Linked DNA regions of Homo sapiens: all the other regions are linked to region 1. A link is a loop called in an ENCODE intact Hi-C map of the cell type or tissue named here. Cell type or tissue: IMR-90. All regions are shown on one strand. Each heading gives the region's core, and the rest is flanking DNA. Links, peaks and the distances in the headings are about the cores only. Region 1 overlaps TARID (TCF21 antisense RNA inducing promoter demethylation). Region 2 has its middle 50 kb from the start of EYA4. Region 3 has its middle 56 kb from the start of EYA4. Region 4 has its middle 130 kb from the start of LINC00326. Region 5 overlaps EYA4 (EYA transcriptional coactivator and phosphatase 4). Region 6 overlaps EYA4 (EYA transcriptional coactivator and phosphatase 4).

The links. Hi-C counts contacts between places; a loop is a spot of excess contacts. Peaks named below come from ENCODE experiments on the same cell type or tissue, not always from the same donor. Only the 100,000 strongest peaks of a DNase experiment are listed, where the experiment ranks them.
Region 2: it touches region 1 in a loop (6-fold over the local background); 42 of 110 quality-filtered maps call a loop at or near these places.
Region 3: a loop joins it to region 1, with 10 times the contacts of the local background. A loop is called at or near these places in 42 of 110 quality-filtered maps.
Region 4: it touches region 1 in a loop (13-fold over the local background); 37 of 110 quality-filtered maps call a loop at or near these places.
Region 5: it touches region 1 in a loop (3-fold over the local background); 7 of 110 quality-filtered maps call a loop at or near these places.
Region 6: it touches region 1 in a loop (3-fold over the local background); 9 of 110 quality-filtered maps call a loop at or near these places.

The regions. Positions count from the first base shown.
Region 1 is chr6:133,550,583-133,556,048 of GRCh38, forward strand. All of the region lies in intron 5 of TARID (TCF21 antisense RNA inducing promoter demethylation), which reads right to left. Among named protein-coding and RNA genes, the nearest start is that of EYA4-AS2, 97 kb to the left of the region's middle. In IMR-90, for the core only: CTCF peaks have their summits at 1,068 (motif pointing left), 1,475 and 3,286 (motif pointing left); DNase peaks (open chromatin) are centred at 1,059, 1,539 and 3,289; H3K27ac peaks cover 1,995 bases.
Region 2 is chr6:133,189,123-133,194,588 of GRCh38, forward strand. No RefSeq gene overlaps it. Among named protein-coding and RNA genes, the nearest start is that of EYA4, 50 kb to the right of the region's middle. In IMR-90, for the core only: a CTCF peak has its summit at 2,903 (motif pointing right); no DNase peak of the experiment used is centred there.
Region 3 is chr6:133,182,765-133,188,230 of GRCh38, forward strand. No RefSeq gene overlaps it. Among named protein-coding and RNA genes, the nearest start is that of EYA4, 56 kb to the right of the region's middle. In IMR-90, for the core only: a CTCF peak has its summit at 2,239; no DNase peak of the experiment used is centred there.
Region 4 is chr6:132,959,554-132,965,019 of GRCh38, forward strand. No RefSeq gene overlaps it. Among named protein-coding and RNA genes, the nearest start is that of LINC00326, 130 kb to the right of the region's middle. In IMR-90, for the core only: CTCF peaks have their summits at 2,290 (motif pointing left) and 3,619 (motif pointing right); DNase peaks (open chromatin) are centred at 1,788, 3,618 and 4,808.
Region 5 is chr6:133,283,903-133,289,368 of GRCh38, forward strand. All of the region lies in intron 2 of EYA4 (EYA transcriptional coactivator and phosphatase 4), which reads left to right. Among named protein-coding and RNA genes, the nearest start is that of EYA4, 45 kb to the left of the region's middle. In IMR-90, for the core only: a CTCF peak has its summit at 3,082 (motif pointing right); no DNase peak of the experiment used is centred there.
Region 6 is chr6:133,500,356-133,505,821 of GRCh38, forward strand. The region is part of intron 13 of EYA4 (EYA transcriptional coactivator and phosphatase 4); the gene reads left to right. TARID (TCF21 antisense RNA inducing promoter demethylation) reads right to left here. Exons shown (of 9, transcript NR_109982.1): 9 at 1,897-2,325. Among named protein-coding and RNA genes, the nearest start is that of EYA4-AS2, 46 kb to the left of the region's middle. RefSeq lists an enhancer at 4,796-5,466. In IMR-90, for the core only: no CTCF peak of the experiment used is centred there; DNase peaks (open chromatin) are centred at 2,236 and 2,586; H3K27ac peaks cover 196 bases.

The sequences.
Region 1 (5,466 bases), core at 228-5,227:
TAAGAATAAAATAACTGCACAAGAATATGAGGAAACTGTGAATCAGCAAATATTGCAAAGCAATAGAATCACAGTTCTCATTTTTTATGCATCAAGCATTTATTGAACACCTAGTATGTCAGGCTGTATTCTAGCCTTTGGACCTCTGTTGGGTCACTCCAGGTTTCAACTCAGCTAGTAAGGACTGTCCTCTTAACAGAACTTTGCCAATAGCCAGTTAAGCCCGCTTGTCAACCTTGCCACGTCCTTGTGGGCTTCAGTGAAATTAGGCAATCAGGCAAGACCTATTCCAACAGAATACCAGTAGAATGTCCTTCAAATGCAATACAATAAGTTCAAATAATTTTCTCTGCCTTATTTTACTGACTATATGCCTTGTTTTACATCTAATTTTACAAGATTATATGTCTTGTTTACTTACAATGGCACTGTCATTACCATTGCTGAAAAAAATAAAGGAAGTAAAAGACCTAATTATTGACCTTGAGAGGTTTGTGTCTCAGTGGGTGATATATACATAGTAAGAACAACCACCTCTGAGTGCCAGTTCTGCCCAAGGGTTTAATTGAAGGCATGGTTGGAGCTCATCATACTCCATGACAACTATTCAGGGAATGACATTGTTATCAGTAGTGTGAAAGTCTCTTAAGAGCCTAAATAAATGGTCCTCAAAAGGCAGTGTCCAAAAAGATTACCCAAGAATCTCATTAAAATGCTGATGCCTGGGGCCCCAAACTGAGTGATTCTGTTCACTGAGAAGTGAGTGGTATGTGGTGGGGGTTAGGAATAAACCTTTAAGAAGCACTTCCAGTGATTTTGACACAGGTACTCTGCACTCTACACTTTAAGAAACTATGAGACCCTCCCCTAACTTTAGGGCCCTTAAGAAACTATGAGACCCGCCCATAACCTTAAGGCACTTTGGATAAGGAAGATGACAAATGGAAGAATAAAATTACAGAGCCATTTCTGCCTCCTAGATCTTTCACTTAAGACCAAGTGGACTTCACTATTGGATGTTAAAGTACTCCTAAGGCTCATGAGTTCCTCCTTGTGGTCTCATCTCTGTAATTCCATCTGAAAAGTGGTTGGCCATATACCTGCCTTATTATATCTGGTCCGTTAAAAAAAACCACTGGAGGTCTTCAGCTATTGATATTGCCTTTGACTTCCATGGTCCTTTCCAAGGTAAGGCCCTGAGCTGAGAATGGTTCAGAGATCAGTTATCGCCATATAAGGAGGGAGACAGGCTAAAAGCTCCTTTTAAATGTTTGGAACAAAGTGTGAAGCTTTGCAGCCTCCGTGTGTTTATGATGTAAGCAACAGTGAGTAGCACAAAGAACTTAGAGGAGACTCGGTGATTCATTCAGGAAGAAATAGCTTGCACCTGTGAGAATGCTGAAGGCGCCACTTGGCATTATTGGGGTGCTGCCTCAGCTGGAAGGCAGGCTCTGCCCCCATACGAACCAACAGCTTGTAGCTCTTAAGTGGCCCTGGGCCTCTCTCACTGTTATGTTTTGCTTTTGGAATGAAAGCAAACTTGTGACTCACTTGAGAGCTGAGGGGAGGTATGTGCTTAGTAGCATTCAGTCTTGGCAGGAGGGCAGCCACCGCAGAGATGGGATGCAATCTAATAAGAACATGTGTTCTTACAGTATGCCTCATGGCCAGGCCACTTTATCTTCAGTAATCCCAATCTATGTCCCAGAATCACATTATTTGGCCATAGACCAGACCCCGTGTATTCTTGGCTTGAGGAATAATGAAACGTGATCTCAAGACAAGATAGGATCATGAGCTGAAGAGACACTGATGAATTTTTCTCCCCAGCAGCACAACATTAAATGTAACATTGCATCAGGAAAATGTATTTAACATGCCAGTAGGGAAGACCAAACATTGCCTTCTGTACATGAAATTCTGCCTCGATAGCTTATGTTTACTGACAGGAACAAATTGATGTTAGGGATAAAAGAACATCAGAAAACAAAAGCTTCAGTTGTAGGCGGAATAGCCCTAAGTGTATTGCTGTTATTACAGTAGTCATTCGTCTTGGAGAAGGCATTGGATGCTATTGTACATGTCATCCAAAGAGCCATTTATCAAGAAAAGCTCTTAAGGGTACAATAATGTTAAAATTCAAAACTCTTTGTGTTTAGAGAATATGGTGAAAGGGACGAGGCAATGTCTGGAGCTCAGTATGGTCTTTCTGGTCCTGCTTTGAGCAAGCCCAGTGCAGTGGGCCAGTCTCTGGGATCTAGGAAGGGTCACTCAGAGGGCAGCCTTCAAGAAGGCTCTGGGGCCGGGCGCGGTGGCTCACGCCCGTAATTCCAGCACTTTGAGAGGCCGAGGCAGGTGGATCATGAGGTCAGGAGATTGAGACCATCCTGGCTAACACGGTGAAACCCGGTCTCTACTAAAAATACAAAAAAAAAATTAGTTGGGCGTGGTGGCGGGCCCCTGTGGTCCCAGCTACTTGGGAGGCTGAGGCAGGAGAATGGCATGAACCCGGGAGGCGGAGCTTGTGGTGAGCAGAGATCCAGCCACTGCACTCCAGCCTGGGTGACAGAGTGAGACTCTGTCTCAAAAAGAAAAAAAAAAAAAAAAAAAAAAGAAGGCTCTGGGCAGGTCAGGCTGAATCCCTGTGGCCACTGAGGATCAGAAAGCAACTGGTGTTGGTTCCACTAGTGGGGAAAAGAATCAGTTGCTTGGATGGAAAGCCTGACTCCTCACTTTCTTGCTGTAAAATCATGCATGTGTCACGTAATCTCTTAAGACAACGATAGTTCTTTTCCAAGTCCATCCTCCCATGGACTATGGTCAATATTTTGGCCTACACTGCAAGGAACCCTTTTCAAAATATAAACTATCCTTAAGTTCAGTGTTTGCACTGATATTTATATATTAATAAATTGGGCAAGTAAAAGTCATGGCTGCACAGAATAGAAAATAGTACAGAGTGGCAGGGCATGGTGTGTGGGTGGGAAGAAATCTTGTTGACTTCATGTGAATACAACTAGGAGGGTCCCAGCAGAGGCATTTTATTACCTTGATGGAATACAGTTTAAAAAATACCTCCAAAGTTAAATTTCAAAAAAGGAAAAAAGTGTATATTTTATTTTTAGGTTTTGGTTCTGTATCTACAGAGAATTAGTTTTCTTTTTTGAAATGGAAAACAGCAATGGAATTTATTTTTTTCACTAAATGACCAGTAAACTGTGACAAATTTCATTTGCTCCGTGGTGAATAGAGTTCTAGAAAAGGTAGAAATAGTCGAACACTGCCACCTGCTGTCACTCTTCACACATGTGCTGGTAGGACTTGGATTTTATTTGGCCTCTTTCACACAGGAAAAGATCTATGGTAGTGGCTCTCAATGTTCTTGCGTTTTTTGTTTTTTTTTTTTAATTTTACTGTAAGTTCTGGGATACATGTGTAGAACGTGCAAGTTTGTTACATAGGTATACATGTGCCATAGTGGTTTGCTGCACCTATCAACCTGTCATCTAGGTTTTAAGTCCCACATGCATTAGGTATTTGTCCTAATGCTCTCCCTCCCCTTGCTCCCACCCGCTGAAAGGCCCTGGTGTGTGATGTTCCCCTCCCTGTGTCCATGTGTTCTCATTGTTCAACTCCCACTTATGAGTGAGAACATGTGGTATTTGGTTTACTGTTCCTGTGTTAGTTTGCTGAGAATGGTGGCTTCCAGCTTCATCCATGTCCCTGCAAAGGACATGAACTCATTCTTTTCATGGCTGCATAGTATTCCATGGTGTATATTTGCCACATTTTCTTCATCCAGTCTATCACTGATGGGCATTTGGGTTGGTTGCAAGTCTTTGCTAATGTAAATAGTGCTGCAATAAACATAAGTGTACATGTGTCTTTATAGTAGAATGATTTATAATCCTTTGGGTATATACTCAGTAATGGGATTGCTGGGCCAAATGGTATTTCTGGTTCTACATCCTTGAGGAATCACTACACTGTCTTCCACAATGGTTGAACTAATTTACACTCCCACCAACAGAGTAAAAATGTTCCTATTTCTCCACATCCTCTCCAGCATCTGTTGTTTCCCGGATTTTTATTGATCGTCATTCTAACTGGCGTGAGATGGTATCTCATTGTGGTTTTGATTTGCATTTCTCTAATGACCAGTGATGATGAGCTTTTTTCATGTTTGTTGACCACATAAATGTCTTCTTTTGAGAAGTGTCTGTTCATATCCTTTGCCCAGTTTTTGATGGGGTTGTTTGCTTGTTTATTGTAAATTTGTTTAAGTTCTCTGTAGATTCTGGATATTAGCCCTTTGTCAGATGGATAGATTGCAAAAATTTTCTCCCATTCTGTAGGTTGCCTGTTCACTCTGATGATAGTTTCTTTTGCTGTGCAGAAGCTCTTTAGTTTAACTAGATCCCATTTCTAAATTTTGGCTTTTGTTGCAATTGCTTTTTCAACTGGCTTCAGAATCAACTGGAGGGCTGTGAAAATACAGATTTCAGGGCTCCACCTTCAGGGCTTCTTACTTGATAGGTTTGAAAAGGGACTCCAAAACTTGTATTTCCTTTTTCCTTTTCTTTTCTTTTCTTTCTTTTTTTTTTTTTTTTTTTTTTTTTTTGAGATGGAGTCTCATTCCAGCCCAGGCTGGAGTGCAGTGGTGCCATCTCAGCCCACTGCAGCCTCTGCCTCCCCTTGTTCAAGTGATTCTCGTGCCTCAGCCTCCCAGGTAGCTGGGATTACAGGCGCCTGACACCACACCCGGCTAATTTTTATATTTTTAGTAGAGACGGGTTGCACCATGTTGGCCAGGCTGATCTCAAACTCCTGGCCTTAAGTGATCCACCTGCCTTGGCCTCTGAAAGTGCTGGGATTACAAGCGCTAAACTTGCATTTCTAACAAGTTCCCAGATACTCTTCCTGTTGCTGGTGCAGACACTGGTCTATATTTAAATGCCAGGGATGCCCTTGGTTGCTGGTGTATAGATCTCTTGACAAAAGAATTCAGCATTTGTAGCTCTATGAAGATTTACATTTCATTGCTTATTCTAACTTATCCTGTACCTCACATAGGAACAGTAAGTCAGGTGTAAAAGCCAAATACAAAAAGAATTGATCAGAAGTGCAATCAATCAGGCACTCGGGTTACTGTGCTTGAGGCTGAATAGTTATCACAGAGGAGCATGGGATGTATTAGGCTACAGGAGATTGTTTATATAAAGAAATAGTTTGGCCCGGAATGTGAAAGACCTGTCCATATATAAAAGAACTGCTTTCAAACAGAATGGATAGTACTAGTCTTTGAAGGTCTGGGCAGAGTCCCAATTTTCCTGCCTTTCTTTCATATGCCACATGTTAATTTGTCTTCAGGACTCATTGACTCTGAAAAGCAGATGGCCAGAAGTGTGAAATTTTGGTGGTATTAAGTCCTATCATTTTTGTCATCACCTGTGTTTTCAGTGAAAC
Region 2 (5,466 bases), core at 200-5,199, 360 kb before region 1:
TGATTATTAAGTTTCTTTCAAGGGAAGGGGGCCTGTAATTCACAAATGCTGCAGGTGTGAACTCCTAGGAGGCTTTTCTCCAACTGAAAGGACGTTAATCATTATTCATGGGTGAGATAGTCCATTTATTCCACAGCAGAGAAAGAATTCCTTTTTTATCTTCTTAAAACATGAGACCTTCAATTTTATAAGCTTCACAACAATAAAAGATTCCCTCTTAGAATTACATTTATTGGAGGTTGTTCTTATATTGTGCTCGTTTTTTAAATACTTGAATTTCTTGGAGTTACTAAAATGTCAGTAAGAGTGTGTAGTTTAAATAGTAATTAATTACTTATTCAACAAAATTTCCATAGGCATCTGGTTATTCTAGACCAATATTATCAATGCCTATGAATAGGAAATAAATTTTATCAAAATGAAATCCAAAAGAGTGGTTGTATTGGATTTTGTTTGTGTCAAGTGTTGCTTCAAGTAAGCGAGTCACTGGCTGAGTTTAGAAATCTTTTGGCTGCATAGAGATAATATATTTGTTGTGAAAATCAACTGACAGTGTAGATTCACAAACATCATATTTCTTGACAAGCTGTTAGCGAATATTCTTATTTTATTCCTCACTCCATACATTTCACTAATTTTCTGTTCATTTTTTTGAATATTGAAAATTTATTAAGATATGTATATATTTTTACAAACATATGGCTAGTCTTTTTGCTTTCAAGCAATGGTGTGCACATGATATAAATTCTTGCAGTTCATATGTGCATCTGAATGATGGTGCAGGAAAATCAGATATTGTAAAAGTATAGAATCATTTTTAATTTGCCTTTAACACTTGTTATCATGCTAGATTCCAAAACAAACAAACAAACAAACAAACTTTACTACCTAACTAGATTATGTTCAGAGAATACGCTGTGTAAACAAAGAGATTATTTCTTTCCTACTGAGGTATGGGCTGTATGGAAAATATAATTGAGAAATTCGAGAAATTCAAGAAATTCAGCCATGTCAAGCAACAGATAGGTGGACAAAATTATAGCAGATATTGGAAGTTAAACTGTAAACATTAAATGAACAAATGTGACAACTAAATAGCTGCCTTATTCAATTTAGTCAGCTTATCTACTTATACAGCAAAACCGTAAGTTAAATTTATCCAACTTTCAGTAATGTTTCACTATAAAACCAAAATGAAGCTTCAATTATAAATTTGGGTAGAAAAGATAGTGAGGTTATGGCTTAGGTTCATCCTGAAAAAGACAAAATCTGCTCTGTGGTTCAAATCTATAGAAATTGTATCTTGGAGTAAGTCTCATATAAATAGAAAATCTATCTAGTTTTTATTTCTTTGGTTTTTCAATTTTATTTGGAAAATTTTCCCCAATATAGCTAATACACAAGTAAAAGTTAAGGCAAATTAGTGAGAAGATTATCAATTCTTTTCCATGGGCGGGGAGAATAGGAAATATAGCTGCACAAGTACAAATAGCATACATTTTTCGTTCATTGGAAAGACATGAATCTCAGCCTTTTCTACCACGTATTGGAGTGAAACATCAACTTACTGTCATGGGGGAGAATGGCTTCCTATATTCTATCAATCATCTGGGTGAAGAATTACAACATACTCCTATGGCTATGGCCAGTCATAAGGACCTAAATGTGGAGACAACTCATAAATAATAAACCATCCAATTATTTGACAAGGTCTTTCTATTTGCTAAGAAAACTTGCCCATCAAAATCTGTAGAGAATTGAACTATCTTCTCCAAAGGCAAAGACAAGTCAGACACTGCAGACCCTCATGTACCTCAGCTGTAAAATACATGCAATTGCAAGGTCCATCTCAGTTGACCTCTGACTCCTTAGCTTCAAGTGGCTTCTTGTTGTCATTACTGGATTGTGGTGGTTTCTTCCTTAGCTCTGTAGTACAGCTTCTTCACTCCACATGAAACATGTTTACTGCCTCTCTCCCACTTGCTGTCTTCACTGTGTGAACTGAGTCTATTTTTAGGTCCTGCCTATTCTTCTGTCTCAGTCTTGGTCCTCAGAGAAGACCACCACCCAGGTCGGAGAGCTGTCAAAACAACTCACCAGTATCTGAGGTACACTTTCCCAGTCACTGAGAAATCGACTTCCATTAAAAAGCAAATTCGGGAAGGGAAAATGTATTTCACTGTTACATCTTTCCAAGCTTCACCATATCCCAACACAAATGAACTGGATTGTTAAATTTAAACACTGGGTCTGTATTCCTCCAGAATCGTAGGAGGAACAGTGCCTCCCAAAAACTTTCTCAAAGTGAAGGAGAAATTGCTCTCAAATGCTAGTTATAAATGTGTAATCTGAACTCCAGCCACTCTACGGGGCAGCAGAAGAATTTATGATGTGCTAAATATTTCCTTTGTTCTTCCCAGTGGTAGCCTGCTGTAGCAATTAGAAAGCAACTGGCTCCACATAGAAACTGCTAGAATTTTCTCAAGAATTGTTGATAACTGTTCAACAGGCTCAGTGAACAGGATTTTCTTATTGTGCAGAATTCAGATTTTTAATTTCCTTTCAAGGTCCTATTTTCTAAAATATTTTCTAAATTTTTCTTCCTTCTTCCCTGCTGCCTTTCCATTGCCCCCTTTATAAGGAGAGAAGAGAGGTCAAGATGACTGCTGTAAACCAATGGAAGCCCAAGGTCTTCGACTTCTAACACTGCAATCCTTTTTAAAGCCATATAAAGGTCCTTTGTGTTGCTATCAAAAACACCTCTGACCTCCTCTTTCTTGTTTTCATATAAAGTGACAGCTCTGTCCCATCCTTCATAAAAAGGCAAAAAAAAAAAAAAAAAAAAAAACCCTGCCAATACCATCCTTCTTCAGAAGCCAGACACTATTAATCATCAGCAGGAGGCAGTATGGCTTCAATTAGCTACACAGTGTTCAATAAATTCTCAGTTATTCTGAGTGTGTGTGTGTGTGTGTGTGTGTGTGTGTGTGTGTGGTGGTGGCCTTAGTGCTGGACAATGTTCTATCTGCTTTACATGGATTAATTCTGTGAAGATGGTGCTATTACTATGCCCATTTCAGAACTGAAGAGATAGAAATACAGAAAAGCTAAATAATGTGCTCAAAATCACACAGCTCATTAGTGGCAGAGCTGAAAATAGTTCCAAAGTAAAGGTCCCTGACTGAGAGAGCAAATGTCTTTGAAAGGCAATTTGGCAGCATGGGTGAGGGCCAGATTGTAACATCTGCCACTCACTCAGGCTATGTAATCCCAAGCAAGTTACATAACCTCTGTGTGCCTCAGATTCATGGTCTACATAATGGAGTAACAGTAGTACCCAGCTCACAGAGTGTTTGTGAAGATTAAATGAGAAATACATATTAAGCGCTTAGAACAGTGCTAGGCATATGTTAAGCACTATGTAGAGGTTATGTTTTATAATCCACACCAGTTTTTCAAAGAGTAAGTCTTAGTATATACAGAAAATTAGCTGCCTCGGTATCTCCACTCTCTTTATTTAATAGGTATGACTCACCAAGCTAGTTGGAAGAGATGAGATGAATGAGATACCGTATCTAACCTGAGGTGTATAATGGTTTCATGAAATAAAAATATGTACACAAATTATAGGAAAATATAATACATACTCTAATACATGCAGGTTAAGTTTTTTACATGACAGAGGGAGTGTGAACTCCACCTTTCAGATGGAGAGATGTTTAGGAAAGGCTTCTAAAAAATTGGAGCCATAATCCTATGTATTATGAATGTGATTAGGACACTTTCAAAGATAAGCATTGAAGGAAGAGGAGGAATTAGCTGTAAGTGGGGTAGGAAATCCCAGGATTGGGAACAGCATAGGAAAGGCGGAAAGGAAGGAAGGCATGGTGGATGCAGGAAATCGCTTGGTAACGAAGTATGTGTGTGTTTGGATATTGAACAAAGCAGGGAAGATGTGACTAGAGACTTTCAGAGCCCAATTCATGCACTGTTGCCATTATTCTCCTGAAGGGCCACCCTGATCAAGACTCTCCCCTATTAAAAGACCTCAGCATTTCTCCAGTGCTGTGGTTTGAATTGTGTTCCCTCCAAAATTTGTGTTGAAATCCTAAACCCCGGTACCTCAGAATGTGTTTGAAAATAAGGTTATTGTAGATATAATTAGTCAAGTCAGGATGAGTTCTACTGGAGCTGAGTGGGTCTGTAATCCAATATGACTGCTGTCCCTATAAAAGGGAGAAATTTGAACAGAGACACACTCACAGGGAGAATGCCATATGAAGATGAAGGCAAAGATTAGGGTGAGGCATCTACAAGCCAAGAAATGCCAAAGATTGCCAGCAAACCACAAGGAGCTAGGAGAGAAGCAGGGAACAGATTCTCCCTCAGAGCCTCCAGAAGGAACTAACCCTGTAAAAACTTAGATGTTGGACTTCTAGACTCCATAACTGTGAGGCAATAAATTTCCATTGTTTAAGTCACCCAGTTTGTGGATACTTCTTACCAGCAGTCCTAGCAAACCAATACACCCACCAGCACAACATTTTTACTGCATTTTTAAATTTTTTTCCTTGGATTTTCTAAGATAACATACCAGGTTGCGAATTGGTAAGGAATGTGGGAAATTAATAGGGAGGTAAGAGGACTATACCTACCCTAGCTTTCTTCTTGACATTCAAGAATGTTATGCTTCCTTCTCCGGCTGATGAGAAGCACTACAGCACTTACTACTCTGAGAACACACTCTTTATTCTCTTGCATCCTTGCCTTGATTCTTAATTTTTTCTTACATATAGAACATATTTTCTTGCCATGTAATTATTGCTCAGATTTCTTTGACTCATTCTCAAAAACCCAGCTGAAGTGTTCCCTCTTCTACAAAGCATTTATCTGAGACTGGCTCTTATATTTTCTTTTTTTTTTTCTTTATGGTGCTTTAAATCATCTGTCATGTACCAGACAAATCAGCAAGTCTTCTACTTGTCTTCTGACTCTGAACAAAATGTGCAATCCTTTAGAGCAGGGACAATAAGTATTTCATTCTTCATTTATTCTAGAAATTATTATTATGGTATTTGACTTATGGTAAATGTTTGCATATTCATTGTACTTTGTAGTGAAACTCTAGTGAGCATAATTAGTGATTCATTCAGTAATTTAGTTCTGCATTATTGTGGTTGGAGTCCAATTAGACATATGTTATTCCAGCTAACATTGTCCGTTGTTTGCTGATAGCCTGTTTCTTTAATTTTATAATACCTGTTTTAATATTCTTATGTACTAATTCTGTCATCTTTTCATTGCTGGGTCTGTTTCTATTGACTGATCTTTCTCCTCATTATGGCTTTTATTATCCTGCTACTTTGCTTGTTTGATAAGTTTTGATTGGATGCCAAAGATTGTAAATTTTGTTTTTGAGTGCCGGATTTTTTTTGTATTTTAAAAAATGATTTAATCTCTGTTCTG
Region 3 (5,466 bases), core at 349-5,348, 370 kb before region 1:
CTTCTTTTGGCTTCATCTCTAACCCTGGCCAGACTCAGCATCCCCTGATCATATATGAGATTGCTCATTCGTATTATATTGTAGGACCTACTAACACCCATTAGTTCTTATTTTTCCAAATCTGAAAGTTCTACTATCAAAGTTACCTTAATATGACTTATTTTTATCTTCTAATTCTAAATTCCAGGAAGAGTTCTGGAAAACCAGAAACTGAAGCTAGCAACTAATTTACCCAATGTCCATGAAATTATTAATTCTGAAAAAGTTTTTTTAAGTGACTAAAAGACAAGATGTGCTTAACCAAGGGTCAAACTTACCGTAAGGGTATTAGATGTCTAGAAGGCAGTGGTATGTTTTATTAGCTCCATTATATATTCATCAAGTATGATGAATTCTATACACTTCTTACATCAATTCTATACACTTCTATACACTTCTTAAGGAAATGTTTGTGTGTCTATGGGAGAAATAAATAAAATGCCTTTTAACCATTATAAATTAATCTTCTTTGAAAGGCAAAATCAAATTTGGGAGCTGATACATAATTATGTGATTTCCACTTTGAGGGTAGCATCTTGCAGTGCAATAATCTGTTTCTCAAACTTAACTATATTGTATACGTTGTATTTGCCTGCATTGAGCTTCTAAGAAGACTGCTTCTTTCTTATGGGTTTTGGGGGTAGGATGAAGAAGGATACAGAAAGGTAACAGACAACTGAAGAATTTAAAACAGAGGGGCAACACCAGAGAAAAGAAAAGCCATGTATACACTTCATTTTGATGAAAAAAAACCCTCATTTCTGTTACTTTTATGTTTTTAATGATAGAAGTATGAAGAATACATAGATGATGGTCAACTTTTTAAGGAAACAGGATTATTCTTTTCTAGTCCTAAATTATTTGAAAACAGAGATCTTACCCTTCTCACCACCAAGCACAAGATTTTCTTCAGTAAATATGGTTTCATTTGATTTCTCTGCACATACATTTCTACAATCAACTACAATAGAGGCTAAGCATATAGGATGAAGGAAGGTAATTTGATATATGTACATGACCTCAGCATTTTGAAAGAATGTCATGTGTAGAGTATGGCATTAGGGTTGTGGGATTCTGGAAAGCACTCCAACGGAAATAGGACTATCAGTAGTGGCACCTGTGAGCAGACTTCAATAGAAGCTGCATAACAAGCAGTGACAAATCAAAAACTTGCATTCAAAGCCCTGTGTTCATTGCATCTGTGTTCTTTGAAAAAAAAGATGCGTAAAAATAGATGCACAAAATAACCCTTGCCCTCTAGGAGTTAACATACTAATTGAACTCATACATACTTCACATACCTTCACACATATCTTCACATACCTTCAAGTATAGGGAGAAAAACCCTGTTCATGTCATAAATATAATCAATAACATCTCATGGTTAATTACAGGAATGGTAGTGTTAATATAAATGCTGACCAATTAATTACCAATAAATACTAACAAATTAGTGACCAATAAATATTTTCACCAGAAAGCACATCAGAGAAATATATTTCATGTTTTTTGTGATTTCATAATAGGAGCAGGTTACCATTTTCAGCAATTACACATATCATATAAATATTTTAATAGCTGAGGGCATGTATGAAAATATAAAGACCCTATCAATATGCATTTGCTAGTTAGTTTACAAAAAATATGTGTCATCAGAAGGCGAAGAATAGTTAATTTACTGACCACGAATGTCCTCTTGTTTTCCAGAACTTCAAATTCTTATATTTTTGAACAACATGTTCTTAAATTACAAAAAGAACATAAAAATGTCGGGCTCAAAACAAAACACACTGCCAGAGCAGAAATAATAGAAAGATAACATATAACTGGAATTCTGATTCCCAACTATTAGTAAAAAGCCATAAACCTATACAGATCCCTTAGCATCTCTGGGTCCATTTGACCAGAGATAGTTGGAGTTAGGTCAACGGGGTCTCTTTAGCCCTTTCCTACTTCTGAATTATACAAACTGTATGATGTCAAACTATAATACAGAGAAAACAGTGCAGAGACAAACCTGCCACTCTAATTTGTCCCATGACAATAAATGTTGTTAGGCCTCAGATTCTACAAAGATAAACTGATGAACTCAATCTTTAAAAAAAAAAAATCCCTTAAACTTCTGAAATTTTATATTGTTTATGTATATTTGGAAGTATATTTCAGGGTACATTATACTTTATTGTGGGTCAATAGGGGGAGCTCTCGCATTGCTTTTTTATGTATACCACAAATAATAGAATTTACTTTACCTTAATTTTAAAGATTGGGCTGGATTATTTCATTACAATTAGGTACTTATAAGCCAGAGGCATCTCATTACTCACTACAGCAATATTAAGGTAGGCCATGTACTCAGCTGTGCCCCTTTAACTTTGAGGGCTTTTTAATCATCCATCAAAGCACACGTTTGTTAGTCTGCTTAAACCATTGCAGAAGTTGTTTTGTTTTCTGTTTGTTTTTTGGACTCCAGCTTCTTCAGATGAAGTTAAGGTCTATGTTTGATTTGTATTCAAACCTATAAGAGTTAAAGGCAGGAGGAAAGGTTTATGGAGATTAAAAATCAAGAAACCATTTCATTAGGTCTGTGCTTCTGTGGGTTGAACTTGCTACACACACAACTTGACGTGTGTACTTCAATTATTATTATTCAATTATATATTTCAGGGGCTTGGCATCTTTGCTCTTTACTGTTTTTTATTTCTTCATGTGTTATATATAATCCACTTCCCTAGCTCACAGAGGATAAAAGCAGTTCATCATAGAATCTTTAGGAAGTTTGCTTTCTCTAATTGAAACAGATGTCCCTTATGTTAATTAGAATATGAAACATGGGTTGTTAACTGTTAGCTTTCAAATGAAACTCATACATTAATGTTCAGGTAAAATGAAAATGAGACAACACAAGTTTAATAGACATTTCTTCAATAAAGTTGTGGTTTATAGTTAGGATGAAATTTTATTGCTTACTGTGATTTATACCTACTTTATCTAAAGGTTCGTGGTGGCCAACAAATAACGGCTCATATTTTTTGGCCATTTTTTCCTTGAAAACACAACTACATTTTAAAATATGGAAAAGTAATTTATAAGGGAAATGAAAAAAGCTTACATGGAAGATTACATAAAATACATCTGTCTTTTCAAGCCATTGAGATATATAAACAACTCGTTAAAACCTTAAAATGCCAAGAGGAAGGACAAAAGATTCTTTTATTGCAATGAACTTTTGAAAAGATGTCTTTTTTTTTTTCTTTACTTTAAAGGAGTAAGCTTTTTACTTCACATCTAAAGATCTTGATTAAATTTTTTGTGTGTATGTGCGTATATTTTAAAATAGTATCACTTGAGGTTCTTTCTTCCGAGGAATCAGTGATAGAGCAAATACATAAGAAAAATAAACATATTTGGCAGCCAAGAAGCTTTTTTTCAATGAAAGTAGAATCTTTTGTTTTTGACTGGAAAAGTTTTTCTTTTTATGTCAAATGAAATTTTAAGATCACCTATGAGTTTGGAACCAAATCCTTTACTGCCAAATCTGATTCCAATCCTTAAAATCTGTTTTTGTAATACTGCCAGCCATGCACTAACTTTAAATAGGTAGCCAGACATATTGGCAAAAATATACATGGTTAATCAAATAAAACTATGTAGCAGTTTGGAAACAATCAATCAACTTTCAGAATCTTTTAAGTATGAAGCTGCTGTGAAGACATCATGGCTTGCAGTGAAATATTGCAATAAAACTCCATAAGCAGCTGCTTTTGAATTCATCTTCTCCTTTGGTTTTAAATTTTCATAGACCTGCCTCTTAACTATGAATTTTATAAGCTTTTGAAAGAAAAAAACCTGGCAACCTACTATTACAACTAACAAAGAAATGAGGAATGGTAATACAGTTGGAAGCTGAACTCACTGCAAGAACTGCCAACTTGAACTTATCTAGTTAACTATTACTGTACGGATTGCACTTGAAACGGCTTTTGATGGCTGACATTATTTTACTGAAAAGAATATGTGTGAAGGTACTTAAGCACTTTCTCTTGTGTTTTATAGCTTAAGTTTCTTTTCAAATAAAAGACAACATAATCTAAAAAATCCAGATATCCCAACATTAGCAGATTTCATTTCTGTTAGATGAGAAAACTATTACTATTCTTTAAATACACACCAATGACAAACCCACAAGACCTTCACTTACTTTTTTAATTTTATATTTTAAAAGAGGAACAAAAATTGCATTTCACAAATGAATTATTTATGAGATAATAATTCTAACCCTGCAGTTACATTAGAATGTTTTATTGCTTCTACTTGGTAGGCATTCTTCTTTATTGTAATCCTAAATGTAATTAATTTGTAATCTTAAGACTAGTGAACAATTTGGCTTCATCAAAACAAAATGTTTGCTATTATCAAATATTAAAATTCAATTAGAAAACACTGAAAAAACTATTCCCCCTCCTTTTCTGTGTCTGAGATCAATTTTGCTTATCTCAGTGGTGGCTAATAACGTTAGCTCCTAACAAATTGCATTTCTGTATAAGGTTTCTTTCTGTGTGTTCTTTGCGTGTTGGGGGTGGGGGTGGGTTTTCATTTTACTAAACAGTTTTTGTTTCTATTTTCTTTCTTTTTCTCATACATGAGCTAAAATCTCTCCAGATTTGGTCATAGATGAAAATCTAAGGATGATGTCTGAAGTGTAGATGGGTATTTGGAAAATATATGACTTACAGTGGTAAAATTTGTTTTTGAGCAATGTTCATAAAGTATCACAGTGTTAGAAATAATGCTGAATTCAGAACTAGAGGAAAAAAAACGTGTGGTGAAATAGCTGATAGATAGTTTAAATATAAGAATGTCTGCATATTGAGTACTCTTGTTTTCTTTAATAAAAGCATAACATGTAAGTTAAAGAGCAGGTTATCATAAATAAATCCAAGACAAAAGAAGAGAAATACCAAACCACTGGCTCACTCCCTGTTCCTCATGAGTGCCCTTGGCTGCCCCAACTCCTACATAATTTCTAAGGCCCAGCAGAGACTTCTCTGCCCAAATCTGAACCTATCCCTCTTTCCCCTCAACTTTGCCATGTCTTCCATATCCTGCCTAGGTCAGGTGACCTTCTTCTACACATTCTAATTCCCCTACCATACCTAATCATTGCACTTGCAAGTTTTATTTATGTGTTTACTGCATATCTCTTTGTTTCCAACTAAATTGTAATCTTCTTGAAGGTAGAATTGCCTTGTCATCTTTACATCCTCAGTGTTTCATATAATGCTTGTCTAAAAGTCAAGAAATGAAAGAATGCATATCTAAACCACAATTTCCACTACTAAAACCTAACTATTCATAAGCGCAGACTCAAACACAGTTATGGTCGGTTTGGCTAGTGAATAGTAACCATATGAAAAGATGAGGGCT
Region 4 (5,466 bases), core at 180-5,179, 590 kb before region 1:
CTGCATGAAGCCCAAGGCCCCTCAGTTCCGAAATTCTACAAGGTCAGGAAGACAGGGTGCTTTACATACAGAAATTTTACAATTATGCATTTGCTTCTGAGATAAAATGTCATGAAGATTCAAGCTTATTCTAATAAAAAATAGTGACGCTTTTTTATTTCAAGAAAGACTGCCAATTTCAGTCAAAGGAAAGTACAGTAGCTTCTAAATGGTTAACAGTCTTCCTTCGCATTTTGGGGAAGCTTAATGTACTGTTTACTTTCCTCACTGACTGTGCTTTAGACTTCAGAGTCCAAATGTGAATCGTTCCAGTTACAAACATATTTTACTGTTTTCCTTCATACTCACACTCACACACACATACACACTTCATACACACATGCATGCATATACATACACAAATTATATTTACATATTTATTTGAAACGTTTTAACTATTAAGAACTTATGCTACTTTGCAGCTTCAGGAACACTTTTTTTTTAGGTATTAGCATACATGACAATGCTTGCTATTCATTTATGGGAAATGAAACAGAAATTGGTACAATATGGGGTTTCTAGGAAATTTACTTCAGGAAGTCAGCCTTACCCAGAGTAAACTTCTGTCTGTTCATGTTAACACTTAACCTGAAACACATTGTCCAAGTCTGCTGGACTCAACTCAAGAATACAAGTACATATAGAGGTCTCAGCATCCCATAAAATGATTAGTAGCAATGCAATGTCTTTCTGATTTTGTTTGCTTTCTTGTTTTGGCACTTTACTACTAGTATGACCTTCTGCTTAGCATGGTACTACTCCAGAGAGGGTATCTTGGATCCCTCTTCTACAAAATGAGAGAAAAATTATACTCTGCCTACACAAGACAGAACCTGTACAAGAAAGATTTCAAAAATACTTTTCGCTCTCAGAAGAATGCGATGCATGAATAAAACTTGAAATTTGAAAAACTTTAATTCTCACTGATGCCCAACAGAATTTGATGTGGCTTAACGGAAAATCATTAACACAAGAGTAAGAGGAAAAGGACCAAGCCATGGGGGAGAAAAGAAGGGAATTTGTTGTTGTTGCTCTGTTTGTTTTGTTTTTTGTTTTGTTTTGTTTTGAAATAATTGAAGATCGAACATTGAATTTTCACCCCAGGGAATTTCTACATAATGACAAAATTTGTTTAATTGTGGGATTAATAGGGGGCTCAAAAGTCTTTTACTTGGAAACTGCTGAGCCTGGCGAGCAGTGACTATCAGCAGTTACCATCTGACAGTTATTCTGTGGCTTAAGGAAAATGGCTTGTGGTCGCAGTCCAATTCCTGCTGGACAGGTATCCGCATCATAAGAAACCACCACTAAATTTGGCACCTAGACGAACTATTATTGGCAGCAGAGAAAGAAGGCCTGAATCAGCATTCGGATTTGAGAGCCCTGACCATCTAACCTGGTCACTCCAGGTCAGGACTGAGAGTGGCGTGTTTGCAGGGTTTAAAGTGGGAACATTTAAGGGATTATTGCCTGATGCCATTTGACGGTCTATGAATAAAATGATTATTCAGATATCTAGCGTTTCCCATCTGGCACATTTTTATGTACTTAATTGCATCAAGAGAAGGAAACCCCCCGCCCCCTTATATTGAATATGATCTTTTATCAGCCTCTTAAAAAATACAAGCAGATACTGCAGGCACTATTACTATGTAACAGTGTATTCAAGTACTCAAGGTTGTTTTAAATAGTCATTGTGCTGACAGAGCTCACATTTTTACAGAATGACAAAGCGATGATGAGGAAAAGCAAAGAAATCCATGCCAAAGGGCCATTCAGCAGTGAAAGCATGGCTTTTAGTGAGCTTGCACGTTCGTAGGCAGTTTACTACTGACCACCTCAAGGGCAGCAGAGGCCCCATGGTGGTTCTATCCAAAGAGTGGAATTCTCAAGGCTTTATTTGCCTTAAACTTGATGTCCTAGTAGACCTGATATCTACTGCAGAGAAGTATAAATGGCTTATTCTTCCAGTAGGAGCTCACTTTGTTTCCTTCACTCCTCTATACCTGGTTGCTTTTAGTCAACACACAGTAAAATACACCCTTGAATGGAGAGAGTATACTAATGGATCAAAGGTGTTCCAAGGGCATTGCCACCAATATGTCAACAGTAGGATTTACCTGGCCCAGGGGGCCCGCCAGTCATTTAACAGGGTAGCAGTCTGGGGTGCCAATAGGCTCTGCAGCATTGTAGCTAAGGCTGACCTCAGTAGGGTGGTGCACCTCCTGCTGGTCAATAAATGAGGTAAATTTAATGGCAGCCTTTGAGGTGAACCAATGTTTTATTCCTTGGCCAAGGCTGAAAACGTGGCTGGCCATAAGGAGGAGAGGGTGATATTTAGGAGCGTGGAGAGGCAGGCAAAGTGCTCGTAAAGACCTTGGAAAATGCTTATAAACGTGGTTGAAAAGAGACAAGGCATTGGAAACAAAAGCAGATTTTCCAAACCAAATCTCTGAGATGCAATTATATATATTTTTTTTCTGGAAACAAGCTCTGGTTGAACCGTGTGGTACAACTGTTAACAGCCTTTTGCCAGAAGGAGTCAAGTAAACATGGCAAAGAAATGTTTTTCTCCTTTAGGGAATATTCACTTTTCTCTTTCCTATGACTTTTTTTTTTTCTTTTAGCCCTACCTGGAAATAGTTATAGTTGTTATAATCATATCAAACTAAATTAACGTAATTTAGAATAATTAAAGTTTTGTGGGTTTTTTCCTCTTTCTTTATACTGTATTTACTTAGTTTCTTTGCATAGTCAAAACTTTTGGCATTTGAAATCATTTAAATTAAAAATGTTGTAGATGCTTTTACAGTAAATCAAAGACAATTTTTTTTTACAAAGTTTCAATACACTTCCAAAGTCGCAGCAAGACGATAATTGTAAACAAAAGCAGTAGAACTGATGCAATTAGGGCAAATATAATCTAATTAATAACTTACCTGTAGATGATCGTGATTTGAGGGATTATAAGGACTCACAATAGTTAAAATATATTTACCTGTCATTCCATAACATTAAGAACCTACTTTCTCTCTCTCCCTTTTTTTTTAAATCTAACTTCTGACTTTCAGAGCTTCCTTTGTAAATGATTTTTAAATTGAAGGAAAGGGGTAGGAAAAAGCTCAGTAACCTTTTAATATTTTTTTATTGCTTTAATCTATACCTAGGAAATGTCAGGGTACACATTATCCAATATTTTCTGGGAGTTTTAAATTAGTCAAGTGCACAGGAAGCATTTGGTTTCCACTAAATACCTAAATACTTCCTCTTTTCTTGGTCTATTTTCTCACAATAATAGAAACAGAAGTCCTGGTCATTCGCAAAATCCTTCAACCTAAAGAAAGCTAGATGCTTTATTAGCATCTGATTAATACAGCTGCTTTTTAAAATCAACATGCTTATCTAAGCCTCTAAGATGCGATGAGTTAAAAGCTAAAATGGAAAAATGAGATTCTGGATTGCTTTTTTCCCTTGTAAACAGCACCTGGGCTCCTACCAGTCCCCACAGTTAGCCTTCTTACCGGTGAGGCCCCCATGATTAAGGCAGGTTTAACAGCTGCAGATGCCACCAGGGGGTGCCAAAGGACAGTACCTGCCTGCATAATAGGCTACAGGGCACTACAAAAGACTGGAAGAGAATTCCCTAAAGCTAGAAAATTAGAATGTAGACCCACCTTGGGCCATGATGGAGCATATTCTTATAATAATGTATTTGTTCTGAGAGGCTCTAATCACTGCAGATGGACAGGACCATTGCAATCATCTCAGAAACGTCCTCATTTTATAAATGAGTCTGCTGAGATCTAGAGAGATTGAGGATTCCTCCAACACCCATACTAGTAGACTGCGGCAGAACTGGGACCAGGACTGAGGTCTCCAGATTTTTCTTAGACCATCTTCTGCTCCAACCTGCTATCGCCCCATGATGAAAATGCTGCCAAGAAAATTCACACATTGCGTTTGACCCTATCCCAGGGTCCTTTTCAACACTTTGGCAGATGGAAAATGATCTCCTTCCCTGAACATCCAGGTTTTAATTAGTAGATACTGTGAATGTTCACTTCCCAATTCCTCCTTACAGATTCATATAGAAATGAACAGAATTCACCCCAAGAACTTTGTGTTCTAGTTAGGAAAACCTCATTCCTATAGGAGTGTTTTCTAACTCTTTCCTACCTACTTATCTCCATTTTCTAGTGAGTACCAGCCGCAGGATCTTTCTTATTCCTCTGATCAGGACACTGTTGGCCTCTTGTCAAAACTAACAGAATCACTCTTGCCAAAAAATACATTAGAAACTAATATTTTAAAATATATTAAAATGTCTGTGTTACAATGCATGCTAAAAACCCATTTCCAACCTATGCAGACCCAGTGTCTTCCAGGTAAAACCTATGTTCCCGCTTTGTGAGAGAGCCCCTGCTTTCTTCAAAAACAACCAATTTCGGGGCCATATTATAGATCTAGGTGAAGAGCCCACAGCACAACATAAATTAGAATTAGAATCATAACTGAAACCTTTTAGAGCGCCTATTGATTTTAACATGCCTGGTCCATAGAGGCAACCTCAGTGAGTCCACTTCCTCCTAATTTGACAGCTGCTCAGCTATGGCCAGAGCTTGGACTAATGAGGTTACAGCTGTCAGGGTTAATCAACAGATCCAAATATGAACAAGGAATTGGGTAGCTGGTTTCAGTTAATTTGTGCAAATGTACGGATTGGGTGGGCAATATTTACACTGGTGACTCAAAACAAACTTTCAGGAATGGAGCCAAAAATGATCTCACCAGTTCTCAGCTCTGCTCTGGAGAGATAAGACACAAATTACAGAAACAGGAGATGGAACACGAAAGAGTTCATAGTTTCAAACTACCCATGAAAAGCCCATTTATATCCAGCTTATTTCCCTCTTTATCAAGTATCTAATTTAATTTCTAATACTTGAGTTTCTGGTCATTCCACAAAAGGTTCTCAAACTGTCCCCTGATGATTCAGTGTGGGATGTGTGGGTCTTCTTCCCTTGCCATGGGACTTTATGTAACAGTCATCCCTCTCCCAATCTGCACACATATGAGAGCATCCAAAGTAAATGCCACAATCCCTACATGTCCATTTTGTTATGAAAACATCATTCTATTAATATAAATACAGACTGCATTTGCCAGAGCTAACTAGAACAGGTGCAAAGTCTTTAGATGCTTGCTTGCACTGAGAAATGAAAAGAGTGTACAAACAGTTTCTCTTGTGGTGGCACTGCTGGTGTCGATGTAACATTCATCTCTGTTGCATTCCTTGATGTTCATGGAAGGTAGCCCAGGAAACTCAATACAACCTGCTTGTAGGGTAGAGAAGGAAGAAGCAGGAAGAGAAAGATAGTGATGACATGGTCTCTAGGATTCTGTTTATGCAAATACTCTCCCCTTGAT
Region 5 (5,466 bases), core at 166-5,165, 270 kb before region 1:
TATTTAGCTCCCATTTATAAGTGAAAATATGTGATATTGGACTTTCTGTGTCTGAGTTGTTTCACTTAAGATAATGGCCTTCAGTTCCATCCATGCTACTGCTAAAGACACGATTTCATGTTAAACACGTGAACTCACCTGCTTCCATCAACTTACATGATTTTCAGACCCTTCGGTCAACTTGGTGTCATAGAGTATGTATTAAAACTCAGCTTGATCTTAGATTATTTATATGAAGATCAAACAATTTTAAATATTATGGATTTGAGTGAGAAATTTAAATTATTCCACCGTGATTACAGATTAATTGTACAATCTTCATTAATCACATATCTCGGCTCACTGCAACCTCTGCCTCCTGAGTTAAGTGATTCTCCTGTCTCAGCCCCCCGAGTAGAGTAACTGGGACTACAGGTGCACACTACCACAACAGGATAATTTTTGTATTTTTAGTGGAGATGGGGTTTTGCAACATTGGCTAGGCTGGTTTTGAACTCCTGGCCTCATGTGATCCACCTGCCTTGACCTCCCAAAGTGCTGGGATTACAGGCATGAGCCACCGCACCTGACCCTATTAGTAAATATTTTAACAGGCAGTCATAAGATAGCAGAATGTATGGAAATTAAATGATAGTTCAGCAAATTCAATTAAGTAAGCATTTCAAGACTTCTTGCTATCCTCTAGAAACTTTGCTATACTAGGGATTAAAAGATGAATATAATAATTCCTTTTCTCCCCCTAAATTTTAGTTTAGCATAAGATTATATGATACTGTGTAAGTTCTATTCTTAGTTCTTTTAAAACGAGACTTGGATAGCTAGTACTAATTCATTCAGTGAATATTTGTGGAGCACTGCTATATTTGAAGCATGGTTTTCATTGTTGGAAATACTTGGTGGACAAAATGGACGCATATTACTGTTCTTGTGGAACTTATATTCTTGTGGAGGGGGAGACAAACAGTAAACAAATATAGTATGTCAGATAGTAATAAGTGCAAGGAGAAAAACCAAATAAAGCAGGGAGGAGGATAGGAAGTGCTTGCGGGCAGGGTAGGTAGGTGAAGGGACAGCTGTGGTTTTTTGTTTTTTTTTTTGTTTGTTTGTTTTTTGAGATGGAGTCTCACTCTGTCCCCCAAGCTGGAGTGCAGTGGCGCGAGCTCGGCTCACTGCAAGCTCCACCTCCCGGGTTCACGCCATTCTCCTGCCTCAGCCTCCCGAGTAGCTGGGACTACAGGCACCCGCCACCACGCCCGGCTAATTTTTTGTATTTTTAGTAGAGACGGGGTTTCACCATGTTAGCGGGGATGGTCTCAATCTCCTGACCTTGTGATCTGCCTGCCTCGGCCTCCCAAGCTGCGGTTTTTGGAGAGTAGTTAGGGAGGCCTCACTGAGAAGATGTTGTGCAAAGACTCAAGAGAGGCGAGGAAGTGAGCCATGTGGATATCTGGGGAAAGTGGGTTTTAATTAGAGGGAACAGCAACCGTGAGGTGGTAGCATGCAGGGTAGGTTCAAGGAATAGAAAGGATGTCAGCGTTGGTGGTAGTGATGGGCAGAACAAGGCAGAAATAAGGCTGCAAAGGTAATCAGCATGGGCATGTGAGGGTGGAGGAATACATATTGTGTAGAGGTTTCCAGACCATTGTAAAGCTTAAACTTTTTCTCTTAGTGACATGTAAAGCAATTGGAGGCTTTTGAGCTTAGGTATTGTGTGATGTGACTAAAGTTTTTAAATAACCCACTCTGGCTTTTATTTTGAAAATAGACTATGATGACAAGAGCAGAGACTGGCTATTTTAACTATCCAGATGAAAAATCAACAAAGTAGCATTGGAGGTAGTAAGTCGTTGCATTGGGGTTAATCTAAGATGACTTGCTAATGTATGGGTTATGGATTATGATAGAAAGAAAGGTGTCAGACATAACTTCAAGGTCTTTGTGCAGAGAAATGGGAAGGATGGAGTTGGCATTGACTGAGATAGGATGACTGGGGAAGAACAGGTTGGGGTTGCAGATCAGGAGGTCAGTTTTAGACATGGTGGCAGAGACATTGCTGTGTTTTCACCAACCCTCTTTCATACCCCTCTTTTCTGGTGCATCTCAGTTTCCTTACAGTTCAGCAGGGCCATATAACTAGTGCTGGCCTGTGAAATGTAAGGAGAAGTGATAATGTTGATCATTTTGAGAATGAGGCAGTGAGAAGCCCCAGAATGATTCTTTGGTCTCTGTGTTCTCCTAGGGTGATGAAGGAGGAGGAGGCCTCAGGGAAACAATGGGGATCCCCAGTTATGAAGAACGCTGGATTGCTAGTGCACTGCATGGGGGGCACATTCTGAGGGGAGTGTTAACCAACTAAGCTAATTAAACGCATGTGAAATTTTACTTTCTCTTAGGCATATGCATCAGATGTAACCATTGGGAACTCAGGGAAATGAGTTGAACTTGAAATATAAATTTGGGAGGCTTCAAGATATCAATGGTATTTCAAAACATTATATTTGTTGAAATCTCCAAAAGAATAAGTCTAGCTAGGGACAAATTAAAAGGACTAAGCCCTGGGCACCCCAGGTTAGAGAGCAAGGAGATGCTAGTTTACATAGATAGCTGCTTGATCCTAATACCCATAAGCAATGAGTTATGTCATAGACTGTATGTGGCCACATTCAGTGAATTTTCCTCCGAGGTGCTTCTTTCCAAATTTCCAAAAACACATATCCAGGTCACTGATTACTGGATTCACCTCTATCATAGCAGAAAGAGCACCATACAGCTATGAATAGGTATTGAGACAGTATTCACTTATTTGAGATTTCCATCAAAGTAACCAAAATCATGAAATATTTAGAAGAAAATTCAGTCAACAAATAGTTTTCATTTTTTCATTGCTTTGTTTGTAGATGTGATGTTTCTAGGCACTTCAGGTTAGGAAAGAATTAATCTAATTAGAGTTTTTTAACCTCAGCATTGTTGACATTTTGGGCCACAAAATTCTTTGTAGTGTTGGGGAGGGGTGCTGTCCTGTACATTGTGTTATTTAGCAGCATCTCTGGTATCTACCCACTAGATGTCAGTAGCACCCCCCTTCCTTTGTTGTGACAATAAAAAATGTCTTGAGACATTGCCAAATGTCTTCTCTGTGTGTGTCGGGGGGACCACAGATCTACATTACATCTGTTTCCAATGAGTGTTTTATTTATATACTTACTGCCTGCAAAACATTTGAGAAAGTTTACCTGAACATTTAATATAATATATACTATGCTATGATATATTATTGAGGGAACTGCAATGAAAAGCCAAAGACATAATATAGAATTTAAGCAAGAAAGCAAAATAATATTGCAAAGGTAACAGTACTATGCTATCAGCATGGAAAATGTGTTCAATAAAAGACAAGAAAGGAATTATAGATAGACTAGGTTACACCTTCAATGGGTCTTGAAAGGCAGAATGAATTTGTATGGACAGAAGAGAACCTATCCTGGCCTGGGGAATATCAGGCATAAAAGCTCAGAGGTACCAAATATAAGGTGTTAAGGCCTGCCTAGGACTGTGGCTAGGTTAGAATTACTGAATCAGAAGCTCTGTGGGCATGAGGTTGTGAGGCAGTGGGAAATCTGGCTGAGAAGCACTGAGACTAGACTGAAAAGGACTTTGAAGCCAAGCTGAGATGTTTTCGTGTTCTTGGGTGGCCACCATGATGCTCATTACTGCACAAAAGACAGAGATGTATAAGATAACAGTCCTGTATTTCTGGACTTTCTAACCTGGACATAATGGAAAATTACATATAATTTTTCGGCAAGAGATTAATATATTTAAAATGATGTTTTAGGAAAATTAACCAGATGGTAGGGAGATTACTGAAGGTGGGAAATTGAGAGTACGAGAGATGGCTTAGGGGATCTTGAAGGAGTTTGCACATGAACTCCGAAAGGCTTAAACCAAGTGGCCGGGCACGGTGGCTCATGCCTGTAATCCCAGCACTTTGGGAGGCCGAGGTGGGCGGATCACCTGAGGTCAGGTGACCAGCCTGGCCAACATGGTGAAACCCCATCTCTACTAAAAATACGAAAATTAGCCGGGTGTGGGGGCACACACCTGTAATCCCAGCTACTCGGGAGGCTGAAGTAGAAGAATCGCTGGAACCCAGGAGTCGGAGGTGGCAGTGAGCCAAGATCATGCCACTGCACTGCACTCCAGCCTGGGCGACAGAGTGAGACTCCATTTCAATAAAAAAAAGGCTTAAGTCAGGGATTGGCAATTTTTTTGAAATGTGAAAACAGCTGTAGACATTAAGTAAATGAATGGGCATGGTTGTGTTCCAGTAAAATTTTATTTACAAAAGCATGTGGCAGGTGGTGGGCCATACTTTGACAACCCCTGGCCTAAACTTATGACATGATGGTGGAAAGAAAGACATCGAGTAAAGAATCAATAAAAGGAACTTGAAAATAAAGCTTTGCTGAACTTGGTAACTAAACCAAATAGAGTTAGTAGGAGGAAGGGCAAGGGGTGGACTTGGAGGAGGAAAAAGATTATCCTGGAGTTTCAAGCCTAGAAGATGTCATTAATAGAGTTTAGGAGCAGGTATCAATGACTTAAGGAAAGAGAAAGATGTGTTTGAATTGAGGACTTTTGAGAACATGTTAAACTAGCAATTGGTGAAGGCCTGCTGGGCCATGGGGGAGAAGTCTGGAACTTCTCCATGCTCATGTGTGGAACAGAACAGTATTTTCCTTGAGGTGATGCTTTTAAGGGGAGATGGTATCTGAGGAAGGGCAGAAGGATGAAGATAAACATAGGAGACCAGCATGTTTATGAAGTGCAAGGAGGAAGATGAACTGTAAGAAACTGAGAAAAGATAGGGAAATGAGAACCAGTAGGATAATAGTGTCTTCAGAGCCATGGCCAAGCTAACTCTCAGGAGGAATTGGTCATTACTGTCTGACGTTCCAAGAGGTCAAGCAGAATGGCACTGAGAAAGAGATTGTTTCATTTCTTGACCAGAAGGTTACTGGTGGCCCTTCAAAAGGAAGTCCCAAGAGAGTTGTGGTAAGAAAAGGCATCCCAGAGATTCAATTTAGAGAAGATAATGAGGAATTAAGAGAAAGTTTGTAAGTTTAAAGAAGAGACACAGAACAGCAATTGAATGGAGCACCTTCTTCCAAGAGGAGGCTTGCTTGTGTTTGATGACAGATTTTGAGAAGGATTCAGTGGAGAATAGACTTCAAGTTGTTGCAGAAGGGATGATGAGGTTAATGGAGAACAGAAAGAAGGTGAACTAGCTGGAGAGGAGTGATACACTCTGACTCTGGAAATTTAAGAGAACGTGGATATCCTGGAATTTTCCAAAGTGCTCTTCCTTAATGCATTCTTTTTACAGGAGGCAAATACCTTTGTCCAGGCAAGATCAGGAAGTAGATGGAAGCAGGGTTAGAATTAAGGGCTTAAGTAGTATAAAGA
Region 6 (5,466 bases), core at 327-5,326, 50 kb before region 1:
TACCACTATAACCCTACTTTTCCATAACGCCTCTCTATCCTTTCCTCATTATTTCTCCATCAGAAAACCCCACTGACTGCCTGTACCTCAACAGTTGAATGTGGCCACAAATCTCAAGTGGGTGCAAGCACTCTTGGGGTCATGAACTCTTCCTATTGGAGGTTTTGAAGAGCTGAAGGGAGAGCAAGCATATCTCTCCCAATTCTGTACAAACCTCCTCAATTACTAGGGGGAAAAAAGCAAACAAATGAATTCTGTCATCTTTGCACCACCAAATCCGTGCCTCCTACATCTGTAGCCATAGATGTCTCTTGCACCTCTCTTGCACCCTGGTTCCGTGCTCCCTCACCTACCCAAAGAATCGACTCCTGAAAGGACTTCTTTCGCTAAGCCACCAGTTTCTCACTCTCCTAGATTCTTCCCATCACCATCGTATCTGCTGTCACATTCCTGTCATTAGAAGAGCTTCTTGAGCCCATTTTCCCCTCTGGTGACTGCTCTCCTTCTCTGCTCTTTCCAGCTTTGCCATAACATGACACTTGCCAAGTCTGAGGAGCCACCTTGTTGCCAAATCAAGTGTTCCTTCTTGGCTTATCTTGCTGGGGCCTCTCACATACATTCAGTGGAGCACTCTTGCATTCTTAAAATCCTTGTTTCCTTTCCCTTCCCTGGTCAGGGTCCCTCTTCTCACACACAGACTCCTCACCTCTGGGCTCTGTGTATGTTCGCTACTATTGCACCTGTTCATACCTAGCTCCCTCACCTTTGTCAGGCCTCTGTTTCTCTCTCTGCCATTACCTCCTGAAAGGGGGCTTCTCTGAATTTGCTTTAAATTAGCCCTTTCCACTCATCCTCATCACTTCTGTATCTGCTTGTCCTGGTTTTTCTTTCATAGCTCATCACCACCTGAAATGCTTATACTCCCTTGTTTTCTTGTCTGTTTATCAGATATCTCATCCAGTAATAATATAAACCACATAAAGGTACGGGCTTTGCTTTTTTGGTTATCTGCTCTCTGCTTGGAATTTGAACGTGTCTAATACATAATTAGTCACTCAATAAATATATGATGAATAAATGAATGTTCCTGAAACCATTTTCCAGTTCCTCCTAAGAACCTGTAAGCCCACTACCTATCCATCATAGACAAGTATCACAATTGTAAAATTTCTGTTCTGATTTGTGACTGAATTTCATTTTATCTCTTATGATTTAAAGAGTATATGTATTCTAAAAAATCCAGTAACTTTTTCCACCTTGGTTCATGGAGCTGGTCTGCCTTCTTTCTTCCATGATGAACTTGCATATCTTCTATCTTTGTGTGCACATGTCTACACATATGCTACGGGTCCCAAAAGAATAACTGTTTCAAGAGGTTGATGTCTTTAAAAAACAAAAAAAAACGTCCTTAGTTTCTTTAAAAATACATAATTGCTGCCTCTCCAGAGATATTTTTACAGTGTGTCCCTAGAGGAGGAATTCCAGCTGATGGCCCAATGCAGGGCAGAGGCCCGTAGACAGACAGTCTGGCTCCAATTTATGCTCTGTGTTCACATGGCTAATAGGCGTTAGTATTTTGATTTAGAGAACTGCTGTACTGGATCCTGCCCTGGTTATACACTGGCAACATCTGGCTTAGAACCACACATTTAAAGGCCAAGAGCTATTTATTTTCTTCATCTTCCTCTTCTCTCTCTCTCTCTCTCTCTCTCTCTCACTCTCTCTCTCTCTCTATTCAGTAAAATGTCTGGGGAATAGTTTCAGTATTTTGATAGAGCAGTACACAGAATAAATTGGCAGTAGTTCAATTTGCTTCCTATTAAACTCTGTTGTAGACACTTTGAACCTTTTGGAACTGTTATAATATGTATAATATATATCAGAACTTCCACAAAACCCTGTTAGTGCCTTTATTATCCCACTTTTTTCCTCTATCCAAGATTTTGCTATCACCTCATTTTAGACCCTAAACTCAACATTCACTACACTTAAATGCAAATTAAAAAAAAGCAACTCTTGATTCATAAGGTGCCCATAATTCTACAAACATCTAATGAAAATGAGCAAACATCTCTGTATAAAACTTGGGTTCAATCCAGAAGTATGTTTCATTCTCACATGCCTGATAAAACAGTGGAATTGCAGGTGCTGGCAGCTCCCTCACAGCAGTTTGGCAAGATGGAGGGTGCCCAGCATTGCTAAGGCTACACCCACCAAATGTCCAGTCATCTTTCTGGGATTCTTGGATCTGTGAGTCCTTTAGCTGGAAAAATGCAGTGCTGTAATCTGCTCACTTAGAATTAGCTGTCCCAGTGACTTAGTAAGCTGGAAAAAAACAAAATTAAAATTAGATATTTGAAAGTAAGCCTGCCCCAGACATTCTCTTAGAAACAAGATCACCACCTCTTACAGGCATGGTTTTCCTTGGCTGATGGCATGACTAGCCCTGGCCCATCTGTGCCAAGACTTTGGCATGGCTGATGAAACCTCTCTCTTTCAATAGGCCTTGCTCTCTGGAAAGCTTAGTAAAATACAGCTAGTTCACACTCCAGCAAACCACAAACCTAAACTTTCCCAGTTACAAATGATATTTTGCCAAAATGCTTACTAAGTCCTGGCTCTCACAGAGTGTGTGATGTGGAATCTCCACAGCTTGAAAAACAAATGACCAGCCCTCCCAGTGCCGTGGGGTTGCATTCCAGTGGAGTGCTCAACTACAGTTTTTATCACACCACATGCCATGCTTGCTTGCTAGCAGATTCTTGCATTTTGCTTTTTTTAAAAAAAATTATGCTTGTTTGCATGCTTATCAGATGTACAAAATGCATTCTTCATGGATTTTCCTATCACTGTTTGGGTAGCACAGAGTTACGTACTTCAGAAGCATGGAATTGATCAAAGTAACAATCAAAAGGAACAGTATGTTTTCTCCCATCCCCATAAATCTGATCTGTAAATGCAAAGAATGTGAAGAATGAACATAAGAAATTCAATAATGGTATTTAAAACTTAAAAAGAAAAATTGGCAAATCATAGGATAAGAGCCTAACCAACCTGGTCTCCAGAAGGAAAACCTTTTAAATCAGATATTTCTGAACTCCTATCTGAAATATATATCTTTAGGGCAGTAATCATCAGAAACATAACAGACTAGTGTGGAGCTCAGTTTTATTGTCTTGCATCAGTGAACATTCCTCAGAAGCACAGAGCGTCACTAATGGAATTATATGTTTTCATGCTATAATTACATTTGATTTTTCCTGATATTTCTGTAGACTTTGTTCATGGTTCCATGACTAGGCAGAATAGTTTCATAGAATATCCTCAGCCTAGTTAATGCCTAGTTCCCCCAACCCTGTCAAAAAGACAGAGACTAATTATAGGAATTTTTCAACCAAAAAAGACAAAATGTTTTTTTTTTAATTTACACAACCTTTAGAGATTTTATTTCAACAAAAACATGATCAACAAAATGAAGAAAAAAGAATTTTATACTTGAAGGAAACAGAGCAAGGGGCCCTTCTGAGCTCTGAAACCCCTTGAGACACAAACTGGCACTTATTAATATTTTTTTTCTTTTGAGATACTGTTTCACTCTGTCACCCAAGCTGGAGTACAGTGGCATGATCTTGGCTCACTGCAACCTCCACCTCCAAGGTTCAAGGGATTCTCGTGCCTCAGCATCCTGAGTAGCTGGGATTACAAGCACACACCACTGTGTCCAGCTAATTTTTGTATTTTTAGTAGAAACAGGGTTTTACCATGTTGGCCAGGCTGGTCTCGAACTCCTGACCTCAAATGGTCTGCCTGCCTCAGCCTCCCAAAGTGCTGGGAACACAGGCGTGAGCCACTGTGCCTGGCCTACTTATTAATAATTTTATTCTTGTTTTTAATGAATATTTGTTGGCTAAAACAGAACTGATTTGATCTTTGGGTATATAGTCCCAAATGGTTCTGTCACTGGAAGACGGATGAATCCGGCAGCACAGTCAAGCTACCGGATGACATAATACCAGGAGGCCATCAGATATGTGAAGAGTCAGCATCCATTACTGAGAAATGAGAATCTCTGCCTATGAAATCCACATAAATCTCTAAATGAGAAGATGCAAACAATTAGAAAATTATGTTGAAATCCAGCGTATTATTATCTTGTCTCTATCTTCACTCACATCGTCTTAGTTTAGCTCTCATACCCCAGTGACCCCTTAGCACTCAATGCCTTTTTCTTAGCATTTAATTCCTATTCTCCAGGTTTTCATGGCTATAGAACACAGGATGACATCTCAAATATGTTTACACTTTAGGGCTTCCCCCTCAAAACATGATGAAAGGAAATATAGGAATAAAATGGATTATCATAGTGGAGGTGTGGAATGAAGAGTGGTTTCTCCTTGCAAATGGAATCAGTTCAGGGTGTAGATGAATACTGCTTGGCCTGACCTGGGTTGCAGGTTCTTATCATAAATTGAGTAAAGTTTGCATTACATTTCCCCAAGTTGAGATACATTTCTTGAAATGCCAACTATTAGAACGTTGAAAACACAATTTCGGCTCTCTCTTCTCAAATCCCTGCAGTCTGGCTCCTGGCCCAGCCACTCAACCCAAATCACCCTCTGAGGTCTTCCAAAATAACTTCCCAGCCAAAACCAATAGTATCCTTCTAGACTTGTCAGCTTTATTCAAAACCTTATTCTTCTCCCTGCTAACACCCATCTGGTCTCAAATTTTAAGGGTTTGTCCCTTCCAGGTTTTTTCTTTCTCTTATCTTCGGAGTTGCACCTATGAGCAGTTCTTCTTTAGACATCATTCCAACTTTGATAATTTTAAACACAATGTTTGAGCATGAATTACTTCCCTATTCCCATCCCTATCCCCAAATGCTCCTTTCTTTTTAGTCTTATATCTCTTGATGCTAGGCCTTCAGCTGCAGTTAATTATGGTAAAGTAACAACTCTGGTCTTGATTTTCGACTTCTTGCTGCTGTTTAATATCTTGGTTTCTGTAAACAAAAATTGAGTCATTTTAACTCTTTACTGACCCCATCACTTCCCAAAGCATATATTTTTTACCTGGATTACACTTAGAGAACTAATGTTCTTTTAGCTATTCTCACCCCTCCCTTCTTCAACCTTAGTCAAATGCAGGTTAGACCAAACTCTACACATGTTTGGATAGGGAGATTCCTCTTACCTTGTTGATAAAAATGCAATTAAAAATTAAGTGATGGTCGCACCATCCTCTGCCAGCTCTTCCTGTTTCACCTCCAGATAACATTCTCTACTCAAGTCCTATAAATACCCAGTTGACCTATTTTTCTCTATCTTTTAATTCTTATTATTTGTCATTATTCTTAAAAAGACATCCTTTCTTTTTAGTAAGTTTGCTCCATTCTTCAGCACCCCATCCAAATACCTTTCTCCAGAATACTTTCCATAGATTATATGTAAACTGGGTCATATGAAC